Regions from separate parts of the Homo sapiens genome. Here region 2 is linked to region 1. The links are chromatin loops, found by intact Hi-C in ENCODE. Cell type or tissue: heart right ventricle. All regions are shown on one strand. Each heading gives the region's core, and the rest is flanking DNA. Links, peaks and the distances in the headings are about the cores only.

What was found. A loop is a pair of places that touch in the nucleus more often than their neighbours do. Peaks named below come from ENCODE experiments on the same cell type or tissue, not always from the same donor. Only the 100,000 strongest peaks of a DNase experiment are listed, where the experiment ranks them.
Region 2: it touches region 1 in a loop (2.3-fold over the local background); 5 of 110 quality-filtered maps call a loop at or near these places.

What each region holds. Positions count from the first base shown.
Region 1 is chr18:31,156,435-31,172,890 of GRCh38, forward strand. DSC1 (desmocollin 1) reads right to left here and starts at 6,422. Exons shown (of 16, transcript NM_024421.2): 1 at 6,098-6,422; 2 at 3,011-3,095; 3 at 937-1,139. The coding sequence starts at 6,160. DSCAS (DSC1/DSC2 antisense RNA) reads left to right here. Exons shown (of 4, transcript NR_110785.1): 4 at 6,101-6,355. RefSeq lists an enhancer at 10,446-10,945. In heart right ventricle, for the core only: no CTCF peak of the experiment used is centred there; no DNase peak of the experiment used is centred there; H3K27ac peaks cover 660 bases.
Region 2 is chr18:31,107,483-31,123,938 of GRCh38, forward strand. The region is part of intron 2 of DSCAS (DSC1/DSC2 antisense RNA); the gene reads left to right. Among named protein-coding and RNA genes, the nearest start is that of DSC2, 13 kb to the left of the region's middle. In heart right ventricle, for the core only: no CTCF peak of the experiment used is centred there; no DNase peak of the experiment used is centred there.

The DNA.
Region 1 (16,456 bases), core at 5,560-13,559:
CTAAAATAGATAATTCATTAATAAATATTTAAGGATCAACTTTATTCCACTAGGACTGGCACAACCAAAATCTGTTAAAACCCTCACTCCACAATACAATCATTTATACATCTATGTAGACACAGGTCAGCATTTGCTCAAGTATACTTGATTTTATATAATGTGGGGATTTTACAATGTGGATATAAAATAACATTTTTAAAGTCTTAAGCATATTAAGAGGAGTTCATACAATCAAAAAGAATTTAGTTGGGAAATCCTCTCCTAAATAGAATCATTTATTAAGAAATGGTTTTATAAGACGAAATTCATTGTGGTGAATTTGCTGAAAATGAGATGTGAATTCCAGCAACTTTTTCCTCCCTGCTTTCTGAACTGATCTCTACCGCTCAGTGCAAGAAAATGAGCCTAGAGTTAAACATTCAAATCAATTCTGTGGATTGGCCACACCTCCACTCTCTGAAGAGAGGGCCTGCCCTATAGAATATTCTAGTAAGATGGGAGTAAGCTTTAAACAGTCTCTTCTCCTCTTTAAAGAGAGACTCAAACCCGCAATCAGTGGGAAGAGAGCCGCACAGGGTGGAGCCCACATCTCCAGCCTGAATCACATTTCGCTGAGTTTTAGACCCGCCCCTGTCTTGTCCTTGCTCCTCAGGTTGGTTTGTTCTTATTCCCAAACTTGAAATCACTATTAGAAAACTCTGATATTCTTACTTTGCTCCTGGTCTACAGAGTCATTCATCTTTATAAAAGTTTGTAAATGGCTCTGCCACTCCTTAAAAGTCTAGTCTTTATTTACACTAATTGTAAGTGGAAAAGACAAATTTGTCATTCAATAGCATAGATTTTAACATGAAACACGTTAAAACACATGAAACACGAAGGACTCCCGTAAGCATATTACTGTGCTAGGCTGCTTAAGCCCTTGCCTTATACCTTGTTTTCTCTTGCTGACAGTACAACTTTTATCTCTTGTTGTTCCCGTCTCTGACCATCTGAAAGGAAAATGGAAAAACTTTTCCTTTCAGAAGACAAAATGAGGTCATGTGTTGTGTAAATTGAGCCATCTTCTAGAATTCTGAAGGCAGGGTCACTGGACCGGATTAGGCTGGCCGACTTGAGACACTCCTCCAGATTCACTGCAGGGAAGAAATATCACAGCAGTTTGTCAGATGAAACAGGAGTGGAACAAGTTTTACAGGAATGACAGCCGTGAGTTAATGCATGAGAAGCAGAAAAAGGGAGGTTACATTTGGAATGTGCTCAGCACCTGCTATTCTAAAACGTGGGGGCCATGAAAATTAAATAATTATATTAATGGAGTCACATTTTCCACTACCTTCGTCATACATTAATTTGAGAAATAAAATATTTTCCTAGTGTCACTGATTTTATTCTCTTTTCTTTGAACTCTTAATTATTGTGTGTGTATAAATTTATATATGTGTATACAAACTTGATTTTTTATGTCATAAGTGGTATAACCGTATGATGTCAGTAGGTTTTGAACTTTTTGCAGTAGTTTGATACTTAAAACTATCTTGCCAAAAATAAGAAAACTAAGTGGCTCACACCTGTAATCCCAGCAGTTTGGGAGGCCGAGGTGGGAGGATCACAAGGTCGGGAGTTCTAGATCAGCCTGGCCAATATGGTGAAACTCCATCTCTACTAAAAATACAAAAATTAGCCAAGCATGGTGGCGTGCACCTGTAATTCCAGCGACTCAGGAGGCTTAGTCAGGAGAATTGCTTGAACCTGGGAGGTGAAGGTTGCAGTGAGCAGAGATAGCACCACTGCACTTCAGCCTGGGCAACAGAGCAAGACTTTGTCTCTAAATAAATAAATAAGAAGAAAACCAGTCTATTCTTAAGTAATATTTCCCAGTAATATTGCAAATAATCTTTCTGTAATATCTTTCAAGGTTTAGTAAACCCGATGCGCTGTGGTTATTATCAAATTACCTCCTTTACAGATTCATATTTAACACATTTAGTGTATTTACTATGTGTCTTTAGAGTGTGGACTGTTTATTAATTTCAAACCTTAAAGCACTGGGCAAAACAACATCTGGCTTGGAAAGGATACCATTTCTGTATTGTTTGTAATTTTTTACATGTGAATGCAAAGCCAGTGAAAAACCTTGATGAAAAAAATTTTACGTTTGGGCTCAGAACAACCAACTTATACTTCAGAGATGGCTATGGTACTAAGACCCACCAAAACTGTATTTGATTTTCACAAGCTGTTCTGTGAAATATGTCACATTTATTCTTGGTGGATACTTGTTCATTGTAATCAACCTCAAGTACAAATTTTATTGGGGGCATTTAGATTTTGAGACATCCATTTCATGTCTAATCAATTGAAGAATCTTGGCTTTGAAATTTTGGCAGCAGATTAGTTTATACAAATTAGAATATGCTCCTGGTTTTGGTGCCTTGCTTTGTTTGACGTAATCCAAGATAATTGAGCCTTCTGATGTTTGCTAATTTTTTTGGCAAGAGAAGTATACAACTAACTTTGGTATTTTAATTATTTCTAACCACTACCAAAAAACAAGTAGCCTGTCTTTTATTGTACATCCGATTTTAACTTCAAGTAGCTACTATGTGGTTTTTTTTTTTTTTTTTGAGACAGAGTCTTGCTCTGTCGCCCAGGCCGGACTGCGGACTGCAGTGGCGCAATCTCGGCTCACTGCAAGCTCCGCCTCTTGGGTTCACGCCATTCTCCTGCCTCAGCCTCCCGAGTAGCTGGGACTACAGGCGCCCGCCACCGCGCCCGGCTAATTTTTTGTATTTTTAGTAGAGACGGGGTTTCACCTTGTTAGCCAGGATGGTCTCGATCTCCTGACCTCATGATCCACCCGCCTCGGCCTCCCAAAGTGCTGGGATTACAGGCGTGAGCCACCGCGCCCGGCCTACTATGTGGTTTTTATCCCAAACTTTACAAGAGCAGCCTGCAGCTAAATGTGACAAGTTACAGCTATGAAACTGTTAATAGTGTTTCTCACCTTTGCCTACAAGTGTTTCAGCCTGAAGATGAGAAGGAACTCGAAGATAAACTTTCTGACAAGCATCGCAAAGTAATGTTAAAACCTCAAAAAAAAAAAAAGAAAAAATATCAGGAATTAAATTTGATCACAAATTTTCACATTGTAGCTTTTTCTTATTGATAAAAATATTGTCAATTTTGGAAACAAATTAATCATTTAATTCTTTACATTTTTAATACTCACTTTAAAAGGAACCAGCAAAGAGAATAGCTTTAGGAATAGCACTGTCATTTATTTGTCAATGAAAAAAATTAAGTGAATAGTAGTTCTTAGAACCTAAATCATATTGTGTCAATGCAAGAAAATATTTCACAAACCATTGACTTTATATAGAAGTTATACGTCTCTAAGACCATTCATAAATGCCATTCTGATTTTTAGCATGAAGAAAATACTTACCTTTGAAATGCATAATTACATATATGCCCTAATTCTCTAATCATCATTTTACTATTTGAAGTTATAGTTGATGAAGTCTAGAAAATAGTTAAGGGCTTTTTTAACCTCACAGAAAAATAATGCCCCCAAAAAATCATTGTTCTCAAATCAATTTTGTGACTGACTTGGCCAAAACGCCAAAATCTAAATGATCTCAAATCACATGACTAATCTAAAAAGAAATATATGTCAAAATATGGAGAGTATCCTTCAGATGGGTGAAGATTTTTAATTAAATTCAAGGCCCAGCTATTGTTTTTAAAACCTAGGTAGTTCAAAGACATAGACACTATCTGAAAAAAACAAAAGAAAAGCTATCATTTCAAAAATGTCTATAGGTTCAAAATATATTTTACTTCTTTTTCTTGGCATTTTCTGTTTGTTCCTCTTTATCAAAATAACTGCTTTTTTATTATTTAAATATAAGATAGAGTAGAGCTAGGTTTTCCAGAAACATGTAGGTCAATTTTATGATCAGCTTTCAGCTTTTCTCTGAATTCTAGAGTTACGGGACCCATTACTTGCGAGGAGGAAAGAGAATGGATTAACATCCATATTAAGGATGTGCACTTCTTTTCCAGCTCATCTCAAGTCTACCAGATATACTGTAGCAGTCTAATTAAATAGTTTGTAATTTTACAAAAATCTATGTTAGGCAGAAATCTGGAATTAAAAGGCCACATTTTTATTTAGTCCTAATTTAAAAACCACTTTTTAAAACGTGAGACATTCGTATTTATTTAACTTTTTAAATATGTTCATCCCTAATGCCAAGGAACATAATAAATTATACTTAAAGAACTTTCTAAGCATAGACCATACTGTTAATAGTTGTCTAAGTATACAATGTGGAAACAGCATATTGTAATTAGGCTATGCATAAACACATACATATACATATGTACACATACATATGCATATACCTGTACATATACCTATACCTATATATGTATGTGTATGTGTGTATATATATACACACAGTCATATATTGCTTACATTCTAAGAAATGCAACGTTAGGTGATTTCATCCTTGTGCAGACATCATAGAGTATACTTACATACACTTAGAGGATATAGTCTACTACACACCTGGGTTATACCTACATGGTATACACCATGATTTATATATGTATGCCCCATGGTATGCACCATGGTACAGCCTAGGTGTATAGTATATAGTATAGCTTATTGTAAGCTACAAACCTGTACAGCATGTTCCTCTACTGAATACTGTAGGCAATTGTAAGTATTTGTGTAACTAAACATTTTTAGATATAGAAAAAGTACATTAAAATACAATATAAAAGATAAAAAATGGTTCACCTATACAGACGAGCTCCATTATAATCTATGGGACCACTCATATATGTAGTCCATCATTGACTGAGGCATTGTTTTGCAGAGCATGACTGTATATGTGCGTGTGTGTATATATATATAAATGTACATATATATATATAAATATATGAGACATTCTTATAGTTATATCCACACTTCCACTCCCACCCCCATCTTCTTTCCTTCTTGTCCTAGGATTCCATGTTGATGGTCCTCCCTCTGCAGGCAGAGCCACTGAAGGTTTCCATTCATTAAATACTATTCCCGTCTTCAGGTTAAATCACTGACTAAGTGGCTTAGTGACACCCTTTTAGTCAGTTTCAGAGTCAGAAATAAATAAACAGGAGATGAATTGTCCAAGAGATATTAGACAGTACAGGGATCAGAAGCAAAAGAAATGTGGGTAGAATCCTTTGAAACATTTTTACCACATTTTACCAAACTTGTACTAACTTAAGATGGTATCTGAGTTATCGTCTCCCTAAGCAGTTACAGGATGAGAAGGTGACCATCAACCCTGCATTGTATATTATTTACATGGAGAAAATGTTTGTCCTCATACCTGCCATTTCTAAAAATATATTTTGAAACTCAAGTATTTTGCTAAAATGAAAAAATAGGAAACTCACACCTCAGAAATGATGGACGGATGTGTGAAATAACCCCCCTCTCTTCCCTCACCTCCAAAGAAAAAATAGCACCTTACACAGTTACAAAGCTATTAAAAACCCAAGTGGAAGCCAAGTTGAGGATATTTTCAATGACAGTCACATTTTTGTTATTTTTCTTAAACTATTCTTTGCTTAAACTGCTTCGTGGGTAAAATTCAAAAAGTCCTGGATAATTTGCATGTTCACCCAGAATCCTTTCTCTTTTTTTGCAGCTTAGTAGAACTCAGCATGTTAAATAACATGAGTTTATGTAATCACTGGTAGCAGAAGTAAACCTCAGAAACTTCTGGGCCAAATGCCTAAAGAATGAATTCACTTCTCTACTCTTAGAAAATCACCACAGCAGGATGGAAGAGGGATTCCCTTGAAAACTTTTAACACTCTGGCAGTGGGTGCTTGAGAAGTAAGCTGAACACTTTCCATCCTGAATCCCAAGCCTCTCAACTCTTCCCTGAATCTTCCTCAGATCTGCTTTTGTTTTCCCCAATCTCTCTTCTCTGCCTCCCATCCTCACTCCTAGTCTCTTTCAAGCCCAAACTGCAGAGAGGAAGCAGGTAGTAACATGCTTGAATTCCCTAATCCTTTGGTTGTTACTCACCAGGAGAGAGAAAAGGAGCTGCTTACAGAAGATGCTCCCTGGGGCAGCAGAGGCCAGAGCCATCAGAAGCAGTCCCAATGGCCAGGGACGGTGGCCAGATAACAGGGCAGCCTGGGATGCACAGAGCGGCTAAGAAGACGCTGGCACTTGCACAGGGTATTCTGCTGCCACCTTGATGCAGCTGAGCTTGGTTTGGAAGACAGTCCGGAGGCAAGTGATAAACAGTAGGAGGAGCAACGGGAGAATTTCTTTCCCCCTATTCCCTGGCCAGTCTCCTTCCTTCCAGTTCAATTACGTCTAAATGCAAAGAGGCTTTCCTACAAGTGAGGAGGGTGGGGTACAAAACACCCCAAAACCCAGTCAGTAGCTCCTCCTCACAGCAGCTTTCAAAATTTCTCTTGCCACTTAACACATAGGCAGAAGGAGGAGGGAACACCCTTCATCCTCAGCCCTCCTCCCTTTCCCCCAGGTTGATGCTGTGAAGTCCTCCCCAGTTATTACCCACTCCCACAGCCTCCCCTCCTTCTTGGCCTTATTAACCTGTCTTGCCCTCGGGTACAAACATAAATTGTGCACAAACGCCATGCAAGGAAGTGATGCCTCCTCAACTGCCATTGGCAAATCAGAGGACCTAAGCGTGTGTAATCACACTCATCAGAAGTTATCTCCCATCTAAGCATTTAAGTGTCATCGGTCCTGTAGAACACTGTAGTTCTGCTAGAGAACTGGCATTCCAGTTTAAAGCAGCAACTTCATAAAGGCATGGTATCTACTTCCTGTTATTGACTATTCACTGTGGTTGGTTCTCTAGATGTCACAGGAAACTTATCAGAATGTAAAGACTTCATAAAAGAAAGAGAATAAAGAAATAGCTAGCATATAATCTTTCTTGTGGCTTTCCTTTTGTTGTACAAGATGCCACTGCTTTTTACCTTTATATTTTTTCAAGGACAACTACAATCTTTGAGAGCAAGTCTCTCTAAAATCACTCTATTCACCCTAATTACTTGTACATTACACATAGGATATCCTAGCTTAATAGTACAATCAGGCCATCAAGTGTAGATTTTTTTAAACCCTAATGATTCCTCTAACAAGAGCTTTAGCATCATTATTCCTGTCCCAAATTAGTGAGCTCAGTGATACCAATTGCACTCAATGGCAGTGATGGAAGTTAGGACAGAAGGATAAATATTTTCAAATGTTAAGGTAGAGCCCAACACCCATGCTGCTGAGAAGGGAGGAAAGAAAGGTTTTCTTCAGCTTATTTGACAATGGGAACAATTTCTCCTTGTATGTAGAGACAGAAATAAATGTAACTGCTTCATTAGAATTAGAAGCTAGGAAGATTTGGAAAATGAATGACCCAGGAGAAAAAAAACTAAAAGATATCTTGTAGTATTTTATTGCTAGTGGTATACCCACTAATAAACATATTTTGTGACTGCATTGGAATTTGATTTCTCAATCAGAAAATACAGTCATTTTAATGGAATATTTTTATATCTGGCGTTTTGGGAGAAAAGAATGGGAATATAGAAATAGAAAAATTACTTAGATGTATATGTGTACAGCCAAGTGTAATTCTGTGCATGTTTAAGCATCATCTAAGTATATATTTAGATAGATAGATAGACAGATAAATAGATAGTCATACAGCTTAAATAATTCAAAGACAAATTCTCCAACCCTAGAAAATAGAAACACATTTTTTTCAGCTAATGAAGTTATCATTACCTTTTTCTATAACATGATATTCTCCACTGAACTAGGAAGATATAGAAGAGCAAAATTAAATTGGTGTTACTGAAAAAATGGCATATATTGGTTGGATGAAGAGATTCCAGGCACTGCTCAATTCAAATGAATCCAGAATACTCTCCACAGTTCTGGGAAGTTGATGTTCTGATCCTACTTCTTTTGGCCTACTTTCTGCGTGCTCTCTTTTCCCATTATCTATCTTTCTCAAAGGTAATAGAAAAACTTGTGTAAAAGCTAACCCCAAATTATTGGTTTGCAAATCTGTTACATTACTATTTCTCCCATATTTTGTATTTGCACACAAAGGTTTCCTAAAAATAAAATATAGGCACTTTATAGGAAAAAATAATTTATTATTACAAATTATTGACTCTTCCTTAAACGTGAATCTACCTTAAAATTAAATGAAAACAAGACATATTTCTTCCAATTTTCTGGCATTAGATCATTCAGTAAGAGCTCTGTCTTAGTCTGTTTTCTGCTGCTGTAAAGAAATACCATAGCCTGGGTAATTTATTAAAAAACAAAACAAAACAAAAACAGAAATTTGTTTGGTTCATGGTTCAGGAGCCTGGAAAGTCCAAGAGCATGGCATGGGCATCTGATGAGGGTCATCCCATGATGGAAGGCAGAAGACAGAAGCCAGTGCACAAGACAGACAGGGAAGTGGCCTAACTTATCCAGTTATCAGAAGTCCACTCTGATGATAACTAACCCACTCCCGAGGGTGGGGACTTCATGGCATAATCAACTTTTAAAGGTCCCACCTCCTAACACCATTACAACGGCAACAAAATTTCAACATGACTTTTGGCAGGGACATTCAAACCACTGCAAGCTCTATTTTATTTTTATTTCTATCTGTATGTTTGTTTGTTTTAACCTATGTCTAAATTAATAAGCTTAAGCAAAAGATTGTTAGTGGTTAACAACTTGGACTTAGAAGCTAGACTGCCTGGGTGCAAATCCTCTCTTTACTACTTATTCGCAGTATAACCCCTAGGCAAGTTAGTTAACTCTTCTGTGCCTCGGTCTCTTTATAACATGGGGACAATAATAGTGGCTAATTCATAGGTTGTTATGAAGATTAAATGTGATATTATAAAGAAAATACTTCCAACAGTGTCTGGCTCAGAGCAAGCACTAATATTTTACACCATATAATTGCCTAGGCATGCAATAAAAAGTTGAAGAGACTGAACTTCAAATGAAACAAACACAAAGTTATTGCAAATCCAAGGTCTGTTATGTAGAGGCTACCTAAAGATACATGAATAGGTTTATTCATTGAACAAGTAGTTAAGGGGTTACATACTGGGCTCTGGCCTTTGCTAGGAGAAAAGCATCATATAGGGTGAAAAAAAGAAGACAGAAATCTTATGACGTTAAAATAAAGGCACACTTTATGGTGAAGAACATGCAGTTATCTTTCCAGTTCAAAAGATAAGATAAAAAGAGGCACTGCAGCAAATATTAAATATATTAGCCATTTAAAGAGAAATTAAGAACAATGATTAAATGTTGAGAAACCCCTATAGAAGAAAATATTTTATTTTAAATACATAAGTATTGCATAATCTGTTTTCTACCACACATTTATGGTCATACAGAGAAAGATTTAAATGTAAAGATCCACATGACTCTTGTATTTCTTTAGTTTTTTTTTTTTTAACCTTAAGGCACATCAAGGAAAAACACCTTTTTATAAATTTAAATAATATATTTTATGGAAATACAGTGACAAATTTCATTAGAGATTTTTTTTATGACCAACTTACAGAAAGGGCTCATTATGAATAAATTCAGGGCCTCAAAAAAGCCATTTACAGAGAGAACCATTATCTCTGTAAGATGACCTAATTTATTCTAAAAGACTCCTAGACTGGTAGGAATGCTGTACACATTGATGAAGCCATTACAAGGCACTTTGGGTTAAATATGAATGACTAAATATACCAAAAACTACAGGTGTAAAAAAAGGGTTTGTGAGTTTAGTATGGGTGAAGTGTATGAACAAAGAAAAAGAACTGTTAGCTATTAAAAAAAAAAAAAAAAAAAGCTTGGCTCCCATGAGTTCAGTGTACTGCAGTGGAAACTCCTTCAATCTCACTAGACTCACAGTCTTTTGCCTGGGTAAAGGGCTATTAAAACTTAGAAGTAACTCATGTGCACTAATAATTACTAACAATGATTTCCTAAGGCTGTTTGCGTAGAATAGTGATTAATTTTATATAAAATAATCACTCCCCATTATTATCAAAACTGTTGTCAAACCTATGAAAAGAAACATTAGCACACATCTCTGGGTAGTTCAGAACTCTTTCTATTCAGCCCACATACCTAACTCAAACTGGCTTAAGAGAAAACAAAACAAAATTATTGAGGACAAAAGGATTTGCTAGGTCATGTAACTGGAAGGCTGGGGGTAGCCTAACTCAGATTTAAGCATAAATTCTCTCCATCTCTTAGCTCCGCCTTTTTTTGTGTTGGTTTCATTATTTCAGTTTTGCCCAGTGTGGAGGCAAAGATCACCACCAGAACCTCCAGGATTTCAACAATGAATGGTTTAGCAAGTCATTGTTGAAAGAATATGTCTTGTTCCCAATAGTTTGAGCAAAACACAATCCTTCTGGCCTGAATCTTTTACATAAACCTAAAGTCAAGTGGTGGACCTGACCACATGGGCAAAAAGTGGTGAAGAAGTGACTGCCCAAAGATAACACTAGGCTAGACAGAAAAAAAGGATAAAAAGTAACTAGACAAGCAAATCAACAGATGTCCACTAAACTTACTGTTTCAAATTGTTATTTCAATAATACTAGTTAGTTATTCATCACTTATGTATTAGCACCTCCTGTATGCTGAGTATTACCAGTGGTGCTGATTATACAGAATTGAAGAAGACATGATATCTCCCTTCATGGAGCTTACACTTTACTGTACGGTTTGAAAATTAGTTAAAGTAGTTTCTATGATGTTCAGGATTAAAATCCTGGTGAAATGAATATAACAAATACTTTAGATTTTTTTTTATTTATTGCTATTTTCTCCAATTATTATTTCCTTTGGTGGTCTTCAAAGTTACACGTTTGAAAAGTATTTTTTAATGTGGATGGAATCTTACTATCAATTACTTATACATTAAGAATCACATTATTAAATGTTGATTTTAAGCATGGTAATATATACTCACTAAAGATAATCTTTTTAATATACATGTTTCCAGTCCGGTTTCTGTGTATAGAATTTTTAACATTATTATACTTGCACTATGAATGTAATTTTGTAGCATGCTTTCTCCTAGTTATAAAATCTGTCCTATGTCATGACAACTCTATATAGCTACCATGTTAATGACTGTAATCAGTTCCTTCAAATAACTATATCACAACTGATTTAACCAGTTCCTAACATTGAACATTTAAGTTGTTTTCAATTTTTCATTATTATAAAGACCACCCTAATACATAAATCTTTTTTCTGAACTCAGGATTATTTCTTGAGATGTAGACCCACAAACAGAAGTTCTAGGTCAAAATATAAGAAACATAATGGTTTTTGGTATATAAAGCTAACCTGCATCTCCAAAGCAGAATACCAATATACCTTCTTACTGTCAATATAACAGTAAATATCCTAGTAAGAATTGAATATAGTCATTTAATTTTTTAAAATCTTGCTGTGTTGATGAGAAAGAAATTATAGACATGATTTGAATTTGAATTATTTGCCTATTCATGATGTTGAGTACTTTTTCATGACTTCCAAGCAGTTGCATTTTCTCTTATGATGCATATGCACTTTTTTTTTTTTTGAGAGACAGAGTTTCACTCTTTGGCCCAGGCTGGAGCGAAGTGGCGGGATCTTGGCTCACTGTAACTTCCGACCCCATCCCCACCCGAGTTCAAGCGATTCTCCTGCCTCAGCCTCCCCAGTAGCTGGGATTACAGGCGTCCACCACCACGCCCAGCTAATTTTTGTATTTTTAGTAGAGATGGAGTTTCACCATGTTGGCCAGGCTGGTCTCAAGCTCCTGACCTCAGGTGTTCCAGGCTTCGGCCTACCAAAGTGCTGGGATTACAGGTGTGAGCCACAGCACCTGGCCTCTATGCACTTTTAATACCTCAGCAGGTATTTGGAACTATGAGAAAATTATAACATTTAAAATAAACCAAAGAAGTTAACAAGTAAATCTCTCTCTTAAATGGGGTTTCCTTTGAGATCAGAAAGTTGTTACTCCTTTTAATACCTAGCCTTTTATTATATGTTTGTGATTGAATCCGATGACAGTGAAATCGAATTTTTGTTTTATAAGTTGGTTGAAAACCTAATCTTTCCTGAGAAACTATTGGCATTTTTGGAACTAACAACCACAAAACTCACCCAGAGCATTATAAATTGATTTGTTGGCTAGATTGAAATGCAGGTGTTGTTACTTGTATAGCAAATGTGGTGCATACTCAAAGAAACCATTTCTATTTCTTTGCTATTGAACTAAATATAAAACCAAATCCTCAAGGTTTCTGCACCTTGTTTTGGACGTAACAAAAATGAATCTCTATTGATTGGTTTCTGAATAGTGTTTCATAAAATGCCCTTAAGAATTTATCTTACCTAAGGTTAATCGAACAAACAAACCATAAACTCAATGGCTCAGATGCTGCTTTGTGGGTCTAAGGGTGAAGATGAAGGATTAAATTGCTGATCTTTCCAATGATCACTATAAACTGCTGCTATTTCTATGTACTGAAAAATTAGAAAGATGAAAATGGAAGACTGAAACTATTTTACGTGATCAAATAAAACACTTTCTCCTGTAGGGATGTGGATAGAGAAGATGACAGATTGTGCTGTCTTTTGGTAAAAGTTTCCTTTTCCACAGAGAAATTTAAACTAGAATATTTCTGAGAATTATTTCCTGTACCTTGGAGATGTTTGTGAGTGCCTGCAAGCTTGTCTTTCACCTAAGACAAATCAAAGGTCTCAGGTACAATGAAAAACTGAGCTTTACCTCAGTTTAACGTAAGCTACTATGTTGAATCTCTTCCTATTTTGCTACTATTCTGAAAGGTACGTTATAGTACGTTTCATCAAAGCTCTGGTGGTGTTATCTTAGATGAAATAATTTAATTTTTAAGGAATGTATTTCTTTACCACTATATCCTATAGATTTTTCTAATGGAAGGGAAGGAGGGTGGAGATTAGGTTGTTGTCATTACTTGTAATTAGGATATAAAGTTTTCCTAGTGAGGGAGAAGCATGTACAGATTCACACCATGAACAACTTAAGACAGGATATTGGCCAAAGCTAGAAAGTAGGCTGGGCGTGGTAGCTCACACCTGTAATCCCAACACTTTGGGAGGCCAGGGTGGGCGGATCACTAGAGCTCAGGAGTTTGACACTAGTCTGGACAACATAGGGAAACCCTGTCTCACCAAAAAAATATAAATGTTAGCCGGTCATGGTGGTGCACGCCTGTAATCCCAGCTACCCAGGAGGCTGAGATAAGAGGATCGACTGGGAGCTGCGGTGGCTCTGGCCGGTTGCCCTGGCGTGCAAGGAGGAGAGGCTATGCGTTCGAGGCCAACCTGGGCAAAACTGAATAAATAAATAATTGCCAGGCTCAGTGGCTCACGCCTGTAATCCCAGCACTTTGGGAGGCAGAGGCGGGCAGATCACGAGGTCAGGAGATCGAGACCATCCTGGCTAATACTGTGAAACCCCATCTCTACTAAAAACAAAAAATTAGCCGGGCGTGGTGACGGGCGCCTGTAGTCCCAGCTACTCGGGAGGCTGAGGCAGGAGAATGGCGTGAACCGGGGAGGCAGAGGTTGCAGTGAGCGGAGATGGCACCACTGCACTCCAGCCTGGGCGACAGAGTGAGACTCCGTCTCAAAAAAAAAAGAAAAGAAAAGAAAAGAAAAGGATCAATTGAACCCAGGAGGTCAAGGCTGCAGTGAGCAGCGATTATGCCCTCCACTCCAGCCTGGGCAAAAGAACGAGACCCTGTGTTAAAAGAAAAAAGAAAGTAGAAAGGATCTATAAGGTGTTTCTTATGACGTTTTATTTTCTTTTATTTTATTGTGCTTGGACTTGAGAGTAATTTTCATGTAAATTTCAGTATTTGTTTTGTTTTTATTTTTCCCTATGTTGCAAAAAAACGTATTTGTATGTGTGTGTGTACACAGAGAGAAAGAGAGAGAGAGAGAGAGAGAGGAAGGAGACCACCAACCCAAGGCTAGTGAGAGAATTACAGGGGGAAGGAACCAAGTCACAGAAATGAGGCGTCTACAACTTACGTTGGTTCTTGAGTAGGCTAGAAAATACTCTGTTTACTAGGGTGTACTAGAAAATGGAGATATCTGATATAGTTTGAAGAATAGTTGGCTTGTACCACTAAAAACAAACAAAATGTAAAGCATTTTATAGTTCTATTTTTTAAGATAAATAGTTGTACACATGTCACTGAACAAATAGAACAGTTAAAATCACAACACTGAAGATTTTTTAATGTTGTGACACAAAATTAGAGAATGTAGTGATAATAAGCTAGTTAATGGAAAACACCCGAGGTTATACATTTTAAATAATATGCTTGATTAAAATATAACAAATGAATAAAAGAGAAGAAAAAGAGAGAGAAGGCATGAAAAAAATGGAGAAGATGAAGGAGGATGGAAGAATGAATTAATTCAACTGGTTTTATTGAGTGGCTATTATGTGTTATGCACTGCATCAGGATATGCTCAAATAAACGTGAAAAGTGACATTATCACAGTAAGTTCAGGGTATGAGGGCAGCAGATTGGAGTGACAATTAGACAACTCAGAGGAGACAGGGCAGGGAGATCTTTTCAGAAATTTGACATATGAAGTGATGTGCAGGAATTTGTCAAGCAAGAAGGAAGGAGAAAAAGGCATCCCATGTTGGTAGAGCAACAAACACTGCACAAAGAAGGCAGAGAGCAAGATTTACATGATTAAAGCAGCTCTGTGTGGCTAGAAAAAGGAAAACACAATGAAAATGATGTTAGTTTTAGAGCTGATTAAGAAAAACACCATAAATCAACTTCAAGTCATCTGTCTGAGCCATGAAACTTAACAGGTGTCTTGCCCTACATGAGAAAGCCTAAACAAACACAACATTTCCTTCAATTAGAAGTACCAGAAACTGTGTTAAATTGATTTTCTAGGTCCCTGAAGCAAAAGACCCTAAAGAGTGGTGTTTCTAAGGTTATTAGTTATTCCGGTTTTAACTCCTTTTTTTTCAAGTTTTAAAATTTGAAATAAATTTGATCTTAAAAATAATAAAATAATGTACTATAGTTTCATATATATATATCTCATTTAATCCTCCATTTTCCAAATGAGAAAACTCAGAAACAAAAAGGATTTGCCCCAGGTCACACCATTAATCTTGCATAGAGCCTGGATTTAGGTCTTTGATGGCAAGTCTGTGGATCTGGGTTACTGGTTTGAGTAGATAATTGGAGAAAAATAAAAAATCAAAGCTATAAGATAAGAGTTAGAATTGGATGCTGGGGCATCTGTGAATTTTAGTTAAAAGAAATAGCAAACACTGGGAAAATCTTTAATACTGTCAGTTATGCCATACAACAAATAGACAAAACACACATTAAAAAGAAATATTTTCTCAGGTATCTATATTTCTATTTCATTAATAAAGTATATAAGAACTTTTAATTTTCAGTTATAGTGTATAATGGACACAAAGGATACAGGATGGAAAAAGAAAGAGAAGATAGTAGCCCATGAATATTTTTAGATTAAACTACATTAAACTACTTATCCACTTTACATTTGTGTTAACTGTGGTTTTGTTTATGTAAATGGATTAGGAGCAATTAACATTAAACAAAAGAAACTACACCCTTTAAAGCCTACTCCCTTTATGAAATGGCCTCATTTAGCCACTGGGCTCAAATTATCATTGCGTTATAGTGCTTCTGCAATCAACTAGTAACAGACAATACCCCTACAGTGGGATAATTCAAAGAAAATGAGTCTAGAAAATGCTGAGTTTAGGAAATTCCTAATTTCACCCTTAGAGTCTGGATTCAGATTGAGATGGGCCCAATATTTTGCCAGACCTCCAGATAGTGCTAGTCCAGAAGAAGTTCACTATTTATTAATAAGTACCTTTTATGTGTCTAGTACACTGCTGGCAGTATGAGAAAAATAAAATGAATAGGGGAGAACAATTGTGCCCTAAAAATGCATCACATCAAATCAAGGGTACATGCTCTCAAGGGTACATTACACTTGTTTTGAAACATGTTAAGAAGAAGAAAACCATTCAAAGGAAGATAACTAGAGAGAAATATTTAAATGCATTATTAAGAAAGAGTCAGGATTAGAGGGATGAGATTACTTGGCTGAATTCACATGGCTTATAAGTAGACAGGCCAAGACTCAAACCCAATTGTTCTGAATTCAAATTTATTATTTCTTTTTCCACTTCATTGGGTTATAATGGATATTAAATGAGGTACTATCTTAATGGTCCCACCAGTGGAGTGCTGAAACTTCTTGTCCTCGTTCACTAGAGTTGACTGTGCATGTCTTTCAAAATCTGTA
Region 2 (16,456 bases), core at 4,234-12,233, 50 kb before region 1:
AAATAAGGAATTATTTAGTGGTGGCATTGGGAAAACAGACTCACTATTGGAGAAAAATAAAATTGGTCCCCTACACAACCAATTTTGTATTTATACGTATACTGTGGTGGAAGACACATAAAGTTAATGAAAAATAATACAGGAGAACATCAGTGTTATACAGAGGTAGGAAAAGATTTTTGAAATAAAACCTAAAAAGCATATACCATATAGGAATAAAAAAAAACAGATACACTTGATTACATTAAAATGCAGGCTTTCTATTTGACAGGTGACACCATAAATAAAGTTGATAAACAGAAAATAGCTTGGGAGAAGACATTTGTCATGACTAAAACAGATGAGAGAATAATATCTAGAAAATACAAGGAACTCCTACATGTCAACCAGAATGTGGCAGAACCACAACAGAAAAAGATGGACAAAGAGTATTACTAGGCATACTCTTACAACAGAGGAATCTGAAGCCTACCAAGTATATTTTAAGAAATCAGAGAAAGGCACATCAAAGTCATAAAATATCCTTCTATACCTATTTGGCAAAAATTAGGAAGCTAATAGCAAATGTTGATAGGCCTGTGGATGTTTGGGAACCCTGGTGCATTGTTGGTAGAATTATAAATTTGATCAAATATTCAGGACAGTAGCCTAACAATGATTGTTCAAGGTAATAAGTGAATACCCTAAAGCCCAGCAGTTTATCTCTTGGCTAATAACCCAGAGAAATTCTCACTGAAGTCTATGAAGGGATGGTTTGTTGTAGAGGGAGTTGGGAGCAATCTGGGTTACCATCCTTGGAGAGTAGATAAATTATGGTGACAGATCCACCCCATGGATCACTGTGCAAAGTTAGAACCAATAGGCTAATGGCAATATGAATGGATCTTAAAAACATAGAACCCAGTGAAATAACTAAAAATAGAATATTTCTACATCCAATATAAATTTAAAAAGACAAAAAATCATTACACTGAACAGCAGCATTTTAATAAAAATTATATAAACAAAAACACACATTCTAAACACATTCAACTAATTTTTGTGGAGGTAGAAAGGAATGAGTTTGAGAAGCAAAGCTTGTGAAGGGGTTAATAAGGAGAAAATAATTAATATATCACAATATGTTTAAATCTCATTTATTTTAGTAAGTGGAAGAGGAAAAAATTAAATAGTATATTATTTTTTCCTATTAGTTATATGTCTGTTTATATAGCATTGGTATATATAATACTTTTTTCTACCTTATAATCAGGAAGCAGTAATGCAAGGAATTATTATTAAACCAAACGGGTAGAGAAATTAACATTGTTCCAAAAACAGGAAGGACTGTAAAACCTGGTGATCACATATAACCAGATAATAACCAGTAGTAAACATGTATTGCTGTTATTCAGTTTGTCACACACAATCACCAAATAAAAGGAGGATTTGGAGTGTATTCCAAGATGATAAATGAACCAAATATTCTCTGGAGGAGTGTTAACTACACAGATTCAATCCCTCGTCATCTATTAACAGGAGATGAATATTTTAGGTAGCCTATAATTGTAATAGAAACTAGTGAGAAAGCAAGCTTTAAGTTATGTTACCAACCAAATCAATAGATTTATAATGATAAGTTAATGGGTTTTGTCACACATCTACGTAAGGTAGGCAAAGAACAATATTTTGGGGAAGACATCTGGTTGCAAATAATAAGTACTATGTAACAAGAGTGAACATAAAACATTTTATCTACTAAGCAAATGTATTTTAATTATAGAAGGAAACTAATTCTGCTGATCAGTGCCTGAAGTGTTTATCACCTTGAGGAAAGCAACTAAATCTTGTGCTCCAATCAAAAATCAATTGACCCACATTCTGTAACCTCTGAAAGTCAGAGATGCTGTTTCTCTTCTTTTGGACCTCCTAAGAGTATTGTCAGTCCCAAAGTATTCAAAATAATATGAAATTCTAAGAAGATTATAAAATAAATATATCTCTAATCCCAGAAAAGTTTAAAGAAATGCAGAACTGGTGAAGAAATAAATTAACCCCTGTTGATATTCTAGAAAAGCATGATAATGCGTTTTGAAATAATTTTATTTATGTCTCTCTCTCATGTTTAAGATATTGAAATACTCAAAATAACCAGCAGTCTTATTGCAGTGTATATTGTTTAAATTATCTTAATTAGTCAACTTTAGAAATAATTTTCAAATGCTGAAGGAAAATTTTTCTTTGAAATTTTGTGAATAAAATGTAGTATACATAGCTGTGACATTCGAAAGGAAAGTGTAACTGTCCACAGCAGTTGGGCTTTAGGACAGTTTGATGGGGCATATGAGAGACGGAAGAGAGAGAGTTTTGAGGAGCAGCTGCTTTTATGCCTAGAAGACATTTAGAATCAAAAATGGGGAGAAACGGGAGGTAAATTGTTAACTGTTTAACTGTACATTTAACATTTACTCTTCCTTTTGAAGTTTCTCAAGTTGTGAATAAAGATTTGAAATTATATCAAGTATATTTTTGTGTAGGACTTTTTTGGGAGAGCTTTGTATATGATTTTTTTAAAATATAGTTCTGTATTCAACATTGATCATATGACTGCTTGGTTTTATATAGTTTATATAAGCTATAGTTACTGCTTTTCTTAGTCATTTTCTTGGTCTTCCTCACTGTCATTTGAATACATAACGTCTGCCTCCAAGATTTAAACTGGAAAAAAAAAATTGATATGAGTAGCCCCTAGCCTTCTTTCTAGGAGCTTTCAGGCATTCATCTAACTACACTTTCCTAAAGGGAGTGGACAACATTTTCCTTCCCTTATTGCCTGATTGGCCTTTGCAAGTAAAGGCAATATCTAGAGCATGTGTGGCTCTAACACCCTTTTGGTCCCTTCTATAGTAATTTGTGTGGAGATCACACTTCCTAGATCACAATGTGCAATTGCTGAGTCTACTTCCTATTATGGAGTTAGCAGTCGTTAAAGACTTGTAGGGTGATAAAGGCTATTAAGATTGGGTCAGAGGAAATGAGACTTTTGCTGTCTCAAAAGAATATCTGATCAATATTGTCCTCAATGGTTTATATGAAGGAACTATTTCTTCTTCTCTAAAATTGAAATAACAATGAGATACTTCAAAAAATTTTAGTGAGATCAGATATATATATATTATGTAGCATTTATATTTACTTACATATATTTATGTATTTATGACAGTGCCTAGAACATAGTAAGCATTCAATAATAATTAGCTAATCTATATTAGTATGTACAGAACCTATAATTATTTCTAATGTGTATCAGGCAGTCATCTTACCAAGTTTAATGTATCTCTACTGTCCTTCATCATCAGGGTTCAGGTGGGAACCCCATAGATTGAGAAAAGCAGCCACTTGGCCTGTTCCATATCTCCAACAGGAGTCAAAAGAGAACCTCAGAAATTTCTGAACCCTTGACAAGACCTTTCTTCCCTCACCCAGCCCAGCCCTCATTGTGTCTCACTATTATACATTTAAAGGTTATAGGACTAATCTTCTAGGGTATTTATCCTATTTATCTCAGCCCCCAGAAGAAGTTCTGGTTCCCCAGGCATCCCTCTTCCCCTGGAATCTAATCCCCTTAAGGCTCCAGACATACCCTTTGCTGACCCCACCCCAAATCTCTAAACCCTATTGACTCTTGAAGTCAGCAGCATCTGTTATATCTTCAACCTCTTCTCACAGTTCTTTCTCTAATGGACATGAGCCCTTTCACTTGGAGGCCTTTTTCATACAATACCTCTAAGACTGCTGGGGCTGGAAGTTGAGTAGGTATTCTCTTTGCTTTTTCTCTCCATTTTCAACTAATTCTCCCTCTTGCAAACCTGAATAGCACCACTCCTAGCACTGAATCTCAAGACAGCAGGTTATTGCTCCCACTCTACCCCTCCTTCTTGTCATCTACAGATTTCTCCAGAGCACATTTTTTTTATTCTAGGGTAATGCCCCTGGCTCCCTGTCATACTGTTTAAAACTCCACTCCTCTCATAACTCCTGAGGATTTCAATATGTACACCGCAGTAGGCAGAATAATGGCCTCAAAAAATGCCCATTTCCTAATCCTCAGACTCTGTGAATATGTAGCATTATATGACAGAAGTAGCAGATGGAATTAAGGTTGCTTATCTGCTGACCTTAAAAAAGGGAGATTATTCTGTTTCATCTGGATGGCTCAATATAATCAAAATAGTCCTTCAATGTAGAGGAGGGAGGCAGACGGGTGACAGCCAGAGATGTGATGATGGAAGCAGTGTCTGTGATAGGACTTAAGAAAGATGTGGGCCGGGCGCGGTGGCTCACGCCTGTAATCCCAGCACTTTGGGAGGCTGAGGTGGGCGGATCACGAGGTCAGGAGATCGAGACCCTCCTGGCTAACACGGTGAAACCCCATCTCTACTAAAAATACAAAAAATTAGCCGGGCGTGGTGGCAGACGCCTGTAGTCCAGCTACTCAGGAGGCTGAGGCAGGAGAATGGCGTGAACCCGGGAGGCGGAGCTTGCAGTGAGCCGGGATCACGCCACTGCACTCCAGCCTGGGCGGCAGAGCGAGACTCCATCTCCAAAGAAAGAAAGAAAGAAAGAGACAGAGAGAGGAAGGAAGGAAGGAAGGAAGGGAGGAAGGGAGGAAGGGAGGAAGGGAGGGAGGGAGGGAGGGAGGGAGGGAGGGAGGGACCTGCTGTGCTGGCTTGAAGATGGAGAGAGGAGCCATGAGCCACAGAATATAAGCAGCATCTAGAAGCTGGTAAAGGAAAGAAAAAGAAGGTTCTCCCGTAGAGCCTTCAGAAAGGAACAGAGTCCTGCTAACACTTTGCTTTTAGCCCAGTGAGACCCTGGACAGACTTCTGACCAACAAAACTACATGATAGTACATTTGTGTTGTTTTAAGCCACTGAGTGTATCATAATTTGTTACGGTAACAATAGAAAGCTCACACACTCTAGTTCCTCAGTTCCTTAAGTTCCTCCCATTCAATGTCATCCTCCACCACTGCCTTCGCTATCCACTGGATGATCCTACTCTAGCTCTTACTATTGCTAAGCACCGTGACTACTCCGCAAATCTCAATTTCAAGCATTCCGCCCCATGACCACCATCTTTTACTTTCACAGCTCCCTCCCTCTATTCTCTCAGTTTCAACGAATCTTAGACTGCTCTAGTAACTAAATTCGTAGATTCTACCAGTTTTACTTTCTCTCACCCCCTTTACGGCCCCATTTTGCTCCTCATCCAGCTTAACTTTCCTGATAACCATTATAGTCTGTCTAGTAATCACTCTTTGCATATACCTCTTCTCTATTACTGTCCTTTATAGCTTCATTATTCTCCCTTTTCAGGGTCACTCCCTGATCAGTCTAACTCTCCACTTAGCTAGCTGCTACGCACAGTTGAATGTGGCTAGAGATAAACTCATATTCAGGCTGAGGAATTTCACCTTAAGCTCATCATTAGTACCTCACATAGGCCTTCATCCTGCCCTGGAATCTTACTCTATTTGTCTAGCCCATTCACTTCCCCTTTATCCTTGGCAGTATTTTCATACTACCTTCTCTCTACTCAAACTGCCTATTTATCCTCTTCTGTCCTCACTTTCCATTACTGACTTTGCTTCCTATTTCACAGAGAAAATGGAAATGATCAAGGATAACTTCTGTAAGCTTCTCCACATCTACCCACTTGCCTGCATCTGTGCTACGTGGCTTTTTCCTGTGTATTGTGGAAGAACTGACCCTGTTCATAGCTAAGGTCAACTGCTTCATTTGTGCATTAAGTCTCACCTGCTCCCACCTGCTTAAGAACATTGCTTGGCAATTCTGCTCCTGCTCTCCTAAATCATCAGTTGAATCCATCTCTATCTATCCAACAGCATGTGAACCAAGCCAACATAAATACCTGCCTCTCTATATCCCATTTCTTCCTCTAGTTAACACACCCCATTCCTCTACCCTCTTTTACAGAAAAAAAATTCTGGGGAAAGGTGTTTTATATGTACTGTCTTCAGTTTTTTTCCTCTCATTATCTTCTGAACCACTTCTAATCAGGTTTTCACCCCTACCTCTTTACCAAAAGTGTTCTTACAAAGGTGATAGACAGTTTCATATTGTTAAATCTAATGGTCATTTTTCAGCTTTATGTTAACTAACTGTGGAAAGTTGGTACACCTGTCATTAAAACTCACTCTTCACTTGGCTTCTGTTTTTCCTTCTCTACCTTATTTATTCTTTTTTCTCTCCATAATCTCTTAATATTGCAGTTCCCCAGGACTCCGTAGTTGGACATTTATTATGGTTTTATCTACATTCACTTTTTGTGGATCTCATTCAGTCTTCTGACTTTAAAAACTGTCTCTAAGCTGATGGTCAGAAATTCTAAAATGCTCTCTCAGATTTCTCCCTTGAAATTCCTACCCCCTATAAAAATTTTTAACTTACGTGCCTCATAGGAATTGCAAAATTATGTTTCCAATTCTGAGCTCCTGATCTTCTCCATCTCAGAATCTTTTCCCTTTCAATTAATGGCAACTCCATTCTTCATGTTGTTTAGGACAACATCTCTTCAGATTTCTTTGTCCCCTCATATTCTAAATCCAGTCTGTCTGTAACTCTTAGCAAATGTACCTTTAAGATATATCTGGAATCCACCCAATTCTCACCATTTCCATCAGTATTATCCTGGTCCAAACCACTGTTGTCTCTCACCTGGATTATTCCAAAAATCTCCTCATCGGTCTTTCTGCTGCCAATACTCTCCACTTGGGTCTATTTTCAAACTGGCAGCCAGATTGTCCCTGTTAATAAATAAATAAGTTGGATGGAGCCATCTCTCTACTCAAGCTCTTCGGGAATTCCTCCAAAATAAAAATATTTTTAAACATTCGCCTAGAGGCTTCTCATCTCTTTTAGATGAAATCCAGAGTATTTCCAGTGGTCTACAGGACCAGACAATCCATCATGGATCTCTCCTACTCTCCCATCATCCACCATGCTCCAGTCACCTTGAGCTCTTTGCTGGTTGGTGAAGACACTGTCACGCTCCTGCTTGGGCCTTCTATTTCCACGTGGGATGATCTTCAGATAGCCACACTGCTTGTTCCCTCACCTCCTTCAGGTTTTGACCCTTATGTCTCCTCAGTGAGATCTTCTCTGAACACTCTAATTGAAATTTCAAACCTCTGATTGCTTTCCAGAGCTTTTAACCAAGAGCCTGGTGACTTTACTGTGGCCCCTTCCCCTAGCAGGTCTTTATTTCCTTCACAGACTGGAAACTCCTTTCTGCTTATCACAGTGGTTTGGTTTAGTTTGTCAGCTTCCTACTTCATAAAACTTTAGAATACAGCACATGCTTTGAAGGCAAAACCAGAAGTTCATGAAATCCCTCCAGTCTCTGATTTTGTCACTCCAGCCCCACACAATTGCTAAAAACTCTGCTACTTTCTTTCTTCCCAAGCAGTGGCCTTCTGCTTTGGCTGAGCCTGGATTCTCAGCCTCCAGCCTGTGTCCAGTAGCTTCAAATGCTCCCTGAGAAAAATGCGGCTAGAGCTGGTGTTCTCCTCTTTAGATTTTAATCTATTTCTTCTTTATTCTGAAACTCTCTGCGAGCTCTAAACAGATAGATTTTGTATTTTATCCAGAGCTTCTTATTGGCCTTGGTGAGAATATTGGTCTAGCATAAACCACTCCCATCCTACCATCCTGCTCTCATATTTTATTACTTTTTTTCTTCCTTGGTCTCTGTGTTAGAATGTAATTTTCACAAGGTCTTATATTCATCTCCATTTTTAGTTTTTACAGCTGTCTGTTACAGTGTGGGCTTTTGGTAAATATTTGTTGAATAACTATATGTGTGCACGTATAGTTTATGCTGTCTAACTACTTGTAATCCACAGACTAATTATTAACAAATTATGATGTTGCTTTGAGATAATAATATGTAAAATACTGGCTATAAACCTGAAATTTACACTGGATCATCTGAGAAGGGATCCCATATAAAGGTTATTATCTTTCAGGATTACTGGGAAATTAAGCATGAGAATTCATATAATTTCCAGTTGCAGGAAGTATATGAAAAAAATTAATAAAATAGTGGTCATAAACATGAGACTCAAACTAAAAATAACAAATCCTGTTATTCTTAATTGCAAACATTGATATGTCAATTAATCTGTATTTTATGCAAAAGCTACAGTTCTATGTAGCTTGTTCCTGAGAAAGTAATAGTAGAAATTAATTTATTTAACTATGGTTAATATTTGACTAATCAGTTTTGGGAAAGCCAGCTAATAAATATGTGTAGCTATGGAGATGGATGGATAGATATGTAGATACATACATACACAAATAGATAGATAGATAGATAGATAGATAGATAGATAGATAGATAGATAGATAGATGTACAGATACAGATAGATATCCTGATGGTGATTAAAATATGATCTTTTATTTTATTTAACCAGAAAGATGATGGGAAGTCATTTTACAAAAGGCATGGATTTGCACAGACAGAAAGAGACAGATGTTCTAGATCAGCAAGGGATGATCTTTCATGGTATCGTTGGGAGTGGATTATTTTTTAGAATGGCTGCTAAGAAACTTGAGGAATTTTTAGAATGGCTGCTAAGAAACTTGAGGAACTTGAGCACTGCAAGTTGCCACCGTGGGGTCATGAGCTGAAGATACTTATCCTCAAATGGAGAAAGAGGAGATTTAGGTGGAAAGATCAAGAGCATCGTTTTGGACATGTTAAGTTTAAGGTGTCTAAAGACATGACGAGTAGGCAGTTGTGTAAGTGAATTGAAGGGAAATCTGAGCCTGAGACATAATTTTTTAGTTCACTCCAGATTTTGCCACCAATGAATTTCTGTGCAGGTCTACTTTTCTTGCCAAATAAGTTACAGAGTTGGGGAAAAAAACCCAGCTTTGGTTTCTAGAGTTCTATTGTTTTTATAAATTTGCACTCAGGGCCGGGCGCAGTGGCTCACGCCGGTAATCCCAGCAATTTGGGAGGCCGAGGTGGGCAGATCATCTGAGGTCAGGAGTTAGAGACCAGCCTAACCGACTTGGTGGAACCCCATCTCTACTAAAAATACAAAAAGTAGCCAGGCATCTTGGTGTACACCTGTAATCCCAGCTACTTAGGAGACAGAGACAGGAGAATCACCTGAACCCAGGAGGCAGAGGTTGCAGTGAGTCAAGATGGTGCCATTGCACTCCAGCCTGGGCAACAGAGCAAGACTCTATCTAAAAAAAAGGAAGGAAGGAAGAAAGAAAGAAAGAAAGGAAGAAAGAAAGGAAGGAAGAAAGGAAGGAAGAAAGAAAGGAAGAAAGAAAGGAAGAAAAGAAAGAAAGAAAGAAAGGAAGGAAGAAAGAAAAAGAAAGAAAGAAAGAAAAGAAAGAAAGAAAGAAAGAAAGAAAGAGAAAGAAAGAAAGAGAAGGAAGGAAAGGAATTTGCACTCAGAATGGTGAATTTATTACTCAATATAGGGGAGGAGATAGTCATACTTATAATGCATATCTTCCTTTCTAAAGTAAGAAATAACTTATCTGTTCAATGAGGAAGGCATGTGGGGTTGGGTGAGGCAGGCTTAAAATGGGTGACAAAAAATTAAAATAGCTTTGAATCAGTTACAGACCTAGCCAAAAGTCCTTGAACAGATTGCTAAGAAGTGTTGAGGGCACAGATGATGTTTTACATCATTTTTATTAATTTGTAGTGGCTTAAATATGAGTGATGTTACACAGATTCACTTTTGCCCACCTATAGGAAGTGTATCTCCTTTAATACCGAAACTTCTGAGATAAAGATTGGCTCTGTCCAAATTAAATAGACTTGAACTCTTACTTTTTCCCCTCCTTTCATTTTTTTCCTTTTCTTTACGTTTTCTCTTGCTTTCTTTCTCTTTATTTCTTTCCATTTTTGTTTCTTTTTCTTTTCTTCCTTTCCTATTTTCTTACCTTTTTCCTCCCTTCCTCTCTTTGTTCTCTTTTCCTTCCTTCCTTCCCTCCTTCTTCCCTCCCTCCCTCCTTTCCTTCCTTCCTTTCTTTCTTCCTTCCTATGTGCCAGAAAATCACAAGTTCATATGCCTTTAGGAGCCAGTCACCTCACTGTCCATGTGACTGAGCTGATTACATATAATAAAGTTTAGCAGGGACACATGCACCACCTAAGAGTAATCACATTAGAAAGAAAATTGTAAACACATAAAAACTGCCTGTAGGTTGGATTAACCAAAAGATTATCAGTTTTAACCACGGCCATATGTATACATGAAGAACCACTGAAAGATTTTAAACATTGGCATGATGGGGGTCAAACTTGGAACACTTCTTCCAACTGGAGAGGTGCTGGAGGACAGGACATCAGTTAGGAAACAACAGCAGATGTTTAGCCAAGAATCCTGGGGCCTAGAACAAGCCTGTGAGTAGGTTTAGGTGCAAGAAATGGAGTCAGTGGTATTTAATGAACAAAATCAATAGGGCCTGGAGATTCATCAGATCCAATCACTTCTGAAACATTTACTGAGCCACATACTTGTTTGTATTGCTAGCCTCCCCCTACCCCGAGCCCAGTATCAGCAGATGTGCTTTCTCCAAAACAAAGTCAGTTAAACAAAACCTGTTCAAGTACATCAAGTCTTTTGTAGCCCCTTCAGGGGCATTCTTAATACACAGCAACACAATAATCTTTTTTAAACAATTTTTATTATTTTATTTTATTTTTCCACAAGTTATTGGGGTACAGGTGGTATTTGGTTACATGAGTAAGTTCTTTAGTGGTGATTTGTGAGAGTTTGGTGCACCCATCACCCGAGCAGTATACATTGTACCATATTTGTAGTCTTTTATCCTTTTATTCCTTACCCTCCTCCCACTCTTCCCCCCAAGTCCCCAAAGTTCACTGAATCATTCTTTTTTTTTTTTTTTTTTTTTTTTGAGACGGAGTCTCACTCTGTCACTCAGGCTGGAGTGCCATGGCACGATCTTGGTTCAATGCAACCTCTGCCTCCCAGGTTCAAGCAATTCTTGTGCCTCAACCTCCCGAGTAGCTGGGATTACAGGCACCTGCCACCACGCCCAGCTAATTTTTGTATTTTTAGTAGAGACAGAGTTTCGCCATGTTGGCCAGGATGGTCTCCAAGTCCCGACCTCAGGTGATCCTCCCACCTCAGCCTCCCAAAGTGCTGGGGTTACGTGCGTTGAGCCACCACTCCTGGCCTATTGTGTCATCCTTATGCCTTAACGCAACCGTCTTTGAAAGCCTTTCTTCAGTGGCTAACCTCCTCAACATCCTTTACACAGTGTTTTGCTGCTTCCTGAAAATTTAAATGTACCTCTTTCTGACTTCTCACTCTCTACTCCTCAATGGCCACCACTACCACGACATTAAATAAAATAAACTACCCCTTCATTCTCAAGGCTCTTTGCTTTTTTTCCTCACTTCTTTTTTTTTTTTTTTTAAGACCAACTTTATGGAGATACAATTCATATGCCTTTTTCTTATATTCGTTTTATTTCACTCAAAGGTCATCCTCACTAGCATATTACTGGTTAGCTTGATTTTCATAACAAAACCCTAGAGCCGAAAGTCCTCATGAGGAGGGGGGCAGTGAGGTGGGCATGAGGGAAGGAAGGGGTAGGAGGGGGGATGCTTAGTACACCCTTATTGAGCAGAAGAAAGGAAGGATACTTGAAATATTTATAGAAAAGGAAGGATTCACAGCCCTGGTCACTTAGATAAAAAGGTAAATAAGAAGCAGTCCCTGCCCTAAAGGAGCTTTTAGCATTTGTGGATGGATTACATGGATGTTAGGTAATTACAAGGTGGGCTGCATTTGATATGTCCCTTATTTTCAACTTAGAGACAGGAAGTACCTGCCTGAAACTCTCACAAATACTTCAAGGTCAAAATATCCCAAACTGGAGCCATTCTTTTTCTGTAATAAAAACTGCCTTGTAGTTAATGGTTTCATGATTCTCCCATTTATTCAGGAAGGGAACTAGGGAGTCATCATAGACACTCTCTCTGCCTCCACCTCACAACCGTCAGTCTCCAGGTTACTGCTTTCTGCAATCCCTCATCTCTCATCTGGACCATCTTAATTGATCTCCCTGCTCTACAACTCCTCCAAGGCAACTTCCAAAATACTGATTTTCCACCTGTAGTTTTTGGACTCTCATGGTTCTTGTATGTTGGCTCGTTTGTTTTGCTTTTGGTTATTTTTTGTTTTTGTTTGGTTCGAGAGTCCTTTCCTCTACTTCAACTCAATGCCCCCTCCCACCTTGCTCAGGGAGCTGTCCCCGACTTTCCCATGTGGGAAAAAGCACTTGAATCTTCCATGTGCACACAGTCTTTGATATGTGCCTCTGTTATGGAAACTGACCAAAGTGTTGTCATTATTTAGTTGATAAAGCTGTCTCTTCTAGAGTGCATTAATTTCTTATTCTTCATATGTGCAGATAATTGCAGAATTCTGGAATGGATACATGGTTGGAGATTTCATGGATGATATTGTTAGTAGCAAAGATAGGGATAACAGGAAAGTGCCAGTTTGTGAGGGAGTTAAATAAATTGATTTTTAAAATACTGAGTTTGAGATTTCTGTGGGCAATCCAACTGGAAATAATTAGTAACATGGGCATGGAATTCGAAAGAGGCATTGGTCTGCACAAACAAACTCGGTTATAATTAGTATGTGGATAGTCAGAGCAACCCCAAATGAAAGCAATCCATCTGTTTAACCCATTGATACTTTTAAAAAACTTTTATTTTATTTTTAATTGACAATAATGACTGTATATATTTATGAGGTGCAATGTGATGCTATGATACATGTATGCATTGTGGAGTGATCAAACCAGACTAACACATCCATCATCTCAGATACTTATAATTTATTTGTTGTGTTAATCTATTAATTATTTTGATTCCTTTTTTGGTTTATTGTATGTAATTAAGGTATACAACATGATGCTTTGATATGCATAGAGAAATTATTACTACAGTCAAGTAAATTAACTTATTCATCACTTTCCATAGTTGCCGTGTGTGTGTGTGTGTGTGTGTGTGTGTATGAGTGTGTGTGTGGTAGGAGAACCTAAAACCTACTCTCTTTGCAAATTTTTAGTGTACAATACTATAGTATTAACTAAAATCCTTTTGCTGCACACCAGATCTCTAGACTTTTAAATCCCACCTAGCTGCAAATCTGTACCGTTTAGTCTACTTCTTCCCATTTCCTCCTCCTCCCCAACCCTGAAACCACTGTTCTACTCTCTGTTTCTATGTGTTTCACTTTTGTTTTAGATTCCATATGTAAGTGAGCTTATACACTATTTTGCTGTCTGTGTCTGGCTTATTTCACTTAGCATAATGTACTCCAGGTTCATTCATGTTGTGGCTAACGTCAGTATTTCCTTCTTTTTAAAGGCTGAGTGCTATTCCACTCTGAGTGTATATATACACAATGATTGGTTTATCCATTCATCCATCAATAGGCACTAAGTTTGTTTTCATATCTTGGCTATTGTGAATCATGCTTCAATGAACATGGGAGTGCAGATAGCTCTACAAGGTGCTGATTTAATTTCTTTTGTGTATATATCTAGCATAGGAATTGCTGAGTTGCATGGTAGTTCTATTTATAATTTTTGGAGAAACATCACACTGTATTCTACAATAGCTGTACCAATTTACATTCTTAGAGAGAGTTTTGAGATTGGGTGGAAGACTGCTGTGTTTTCCTTTCACAGAAATTTTAACAGCTGATGATCAAAATGCATATTTTAGAAGAATGTGAATATGTGAAATATTTAGCACAAATTTATAGGAAGCATTTTTTAATGATTAAGTAGCTATAAACATCTTCTTTTATTGTGTGTGGAAATGAGAAAGTCTGATCTTGTTTAAGTGTGTCTTGGCCTTAGTTTTCTTATTGTTAAATAGGAATAATAATAGCAAACCTTGGAAGTATGTTATTAAATTTTTTTTTTTTTTTTGAGACGGAGTCTCACTCTGTCACCCAGGCTGGAGTGCAATGGCGCGATCTCGGCTCACTGCAACTTCTACCTCCTGGGTTTAAGCGATTCTCCTGCCACAGCCTCCCAAGTAGCTGAGATTACAGGCAACTGCCACCAGGCTCTGCTAAATTTTTTTTTTTTTTTTTGTATTTTTGATAGAGACGAGGTTTCACAATGTTGGCCAAGCTGGTCTCAAACACTTTATCTCAAGTGATCCACCCGCTTCGGCCTCCCAAAGTGCTGGGATTACAGGTACGAGCCACTGCACCTGGCCTGTTATTAGTATTTTAAAAGGGATAACATTTGTGAAAGCATTCACACTTCTTGCACATAGTAGATGCTCAATAAATTTTATTAACAAGCATTTATTGAGTTCCCTCCATGTGGCAGGTACAGTTCTAGGCACAAAGATCCCTACTCATATGGAGCTAATACTCTGATGCAGGGAGGGGGGTGAAAGCCATAAAAAATTAACATGAAAGAAGCAAATTATATCCCAAATGATAGCATAATTCATTTTACATTGAAAATTCACATAGTTCAAGTAGCCACAAACTTCAATGACTTCAGGGGCCAGAAAAGTAATCCAAATATATGTCAGGTTGATCGAAAAGAGCACCCCTTTTTTATTATGCTACTTTTGAGAAAAGATAATAGTACTGAAAATATGTCTTTTTCCCTTCTTAAATCTACCTTCAGAAAACCAACCTACAATGTCATGATAAAATGACAATTGACAGCATTTCTGTCTGTGAATGAATGGCAAGCTGCAGAGGGCACTGTCTAAGGGAAAGCCTTGTGTTACCTCTAGCCAACTGGTGACCTTCAGGAATATGGATTCTGTGTCACCAGACTTTCCAATTTTTCAAGAGGAGTCACAAATTTGCATTTGGGATGAAATGTCCTGATTTTTAATGTAGCAATGTATTCATAAATTCTTTCAATTGTAAAAGCCGTCACCTTCCCCATATCATTCCTACTCCTCACCACCACAAATTTGGAATATATCTGGCCTGGTAATCAGGTTTTAATCTCTGAAAAAAACTGAGGTTTAATATATGTGACTTTCTTTTTCTTCTTCTTCTTTTTTTTTAGACAGAGGCTTGCTCTATAACCCAGGCTTGAGTGCAGTGGTGCAATCTTGGCTCACTGCAACCTCCGCCTCCTGGGTTCAAGTGATTCTCCTGCCTCAGCCTCCTAAGTAGCTGGGATTACAAGCACCTGCCACAACACCCAGCTAATTTTTATATTTTTAGTAGAGTTGGGATTTCAACTTATTGGTTAGGCTGGTCTCGAACTCCTGACCTCAAGTGATTCACCTGCCTCGGCCTCCCAGAGTGCTGGGATTACAGGCATGAGTCACCTCACTTGACCTATGTGACTTTTTAAATAAGATTTTGTTCTACTATATTTAATAAAATTTGACAGTTGAAAAATGTGTTTCTCCACTCTAAGCATACAGTCCTTAACTATTATATAAGGAATAAATATTTGGCTACAAATAACATTGACCTGGGGCAGGGTTACACTGGTTAAGAATATTTACAGAATTTCCCCTAGATTACCTGACATCATTATTACATATCTTCCATCATTACACCTTGATTTTGTTCAGCAGGTGTACTCAGCTGTAAAACTGCATTCCTCACTCTCCCTTGCAGATAGGGACAGACGTGTTACTCAGCTCTCCCAAAGGTATATAGTAGGCAGAAGTTGTTGCTGGGAGTTTCTGGAAGAGTGCTCTAAAAACAAGGGTTCCCCCTTTCTCTCTCTTTCTGATTATTTTTATTTATTTATTTATTTATTTATTTATTTATTTATTTATTTGAGATGGAGTTTCGCTCTTGTTGCCCTGACTGGAGTGCAATGGCAGGATCTTGGCTCACTGCAACCTCTGCCTCCTGGGTTCAAGCAATTCTCCTGCCTTAGCCTCCTGGGTAGCTGGGATTACAGGTGCCCACCACCATGCCCAGCTAATTTTTTGTATTTTTATTAGAGATGGGGTTTCACCATGTTGGCCATGCTGGTCTAGAACTCCTGACCTCAAGTGATCCACCCACCTCGGCCTCCCAAATTGCTGACATTACAGGTGTGAGCCACCACACCCAGCTTCTTTCTGTTTTAGATACAGATATGATGGCTGGAGTTGCATTAGCCATCTTGTGGCTATGAAACAATTTGTACAAAAGATAGTTGGGCAGAAAAAGAGAAGCCTCCTGAGACATTGTTGCCGTGAGTAATCCCTAATACAAATCGAAGACTCCGAACTTGTTTAACATTAAATAAAAATGAACTTTTGGCCGGGCATGGTGGCTCATGCCTGTAATCCCAGCACTTTGGGAGGCGGAGGCAGGCGGATCATGAGATCAAGAGATGGAGACCATCCTGGCCAACATGGTGAAACCCTACTCTACAAAAA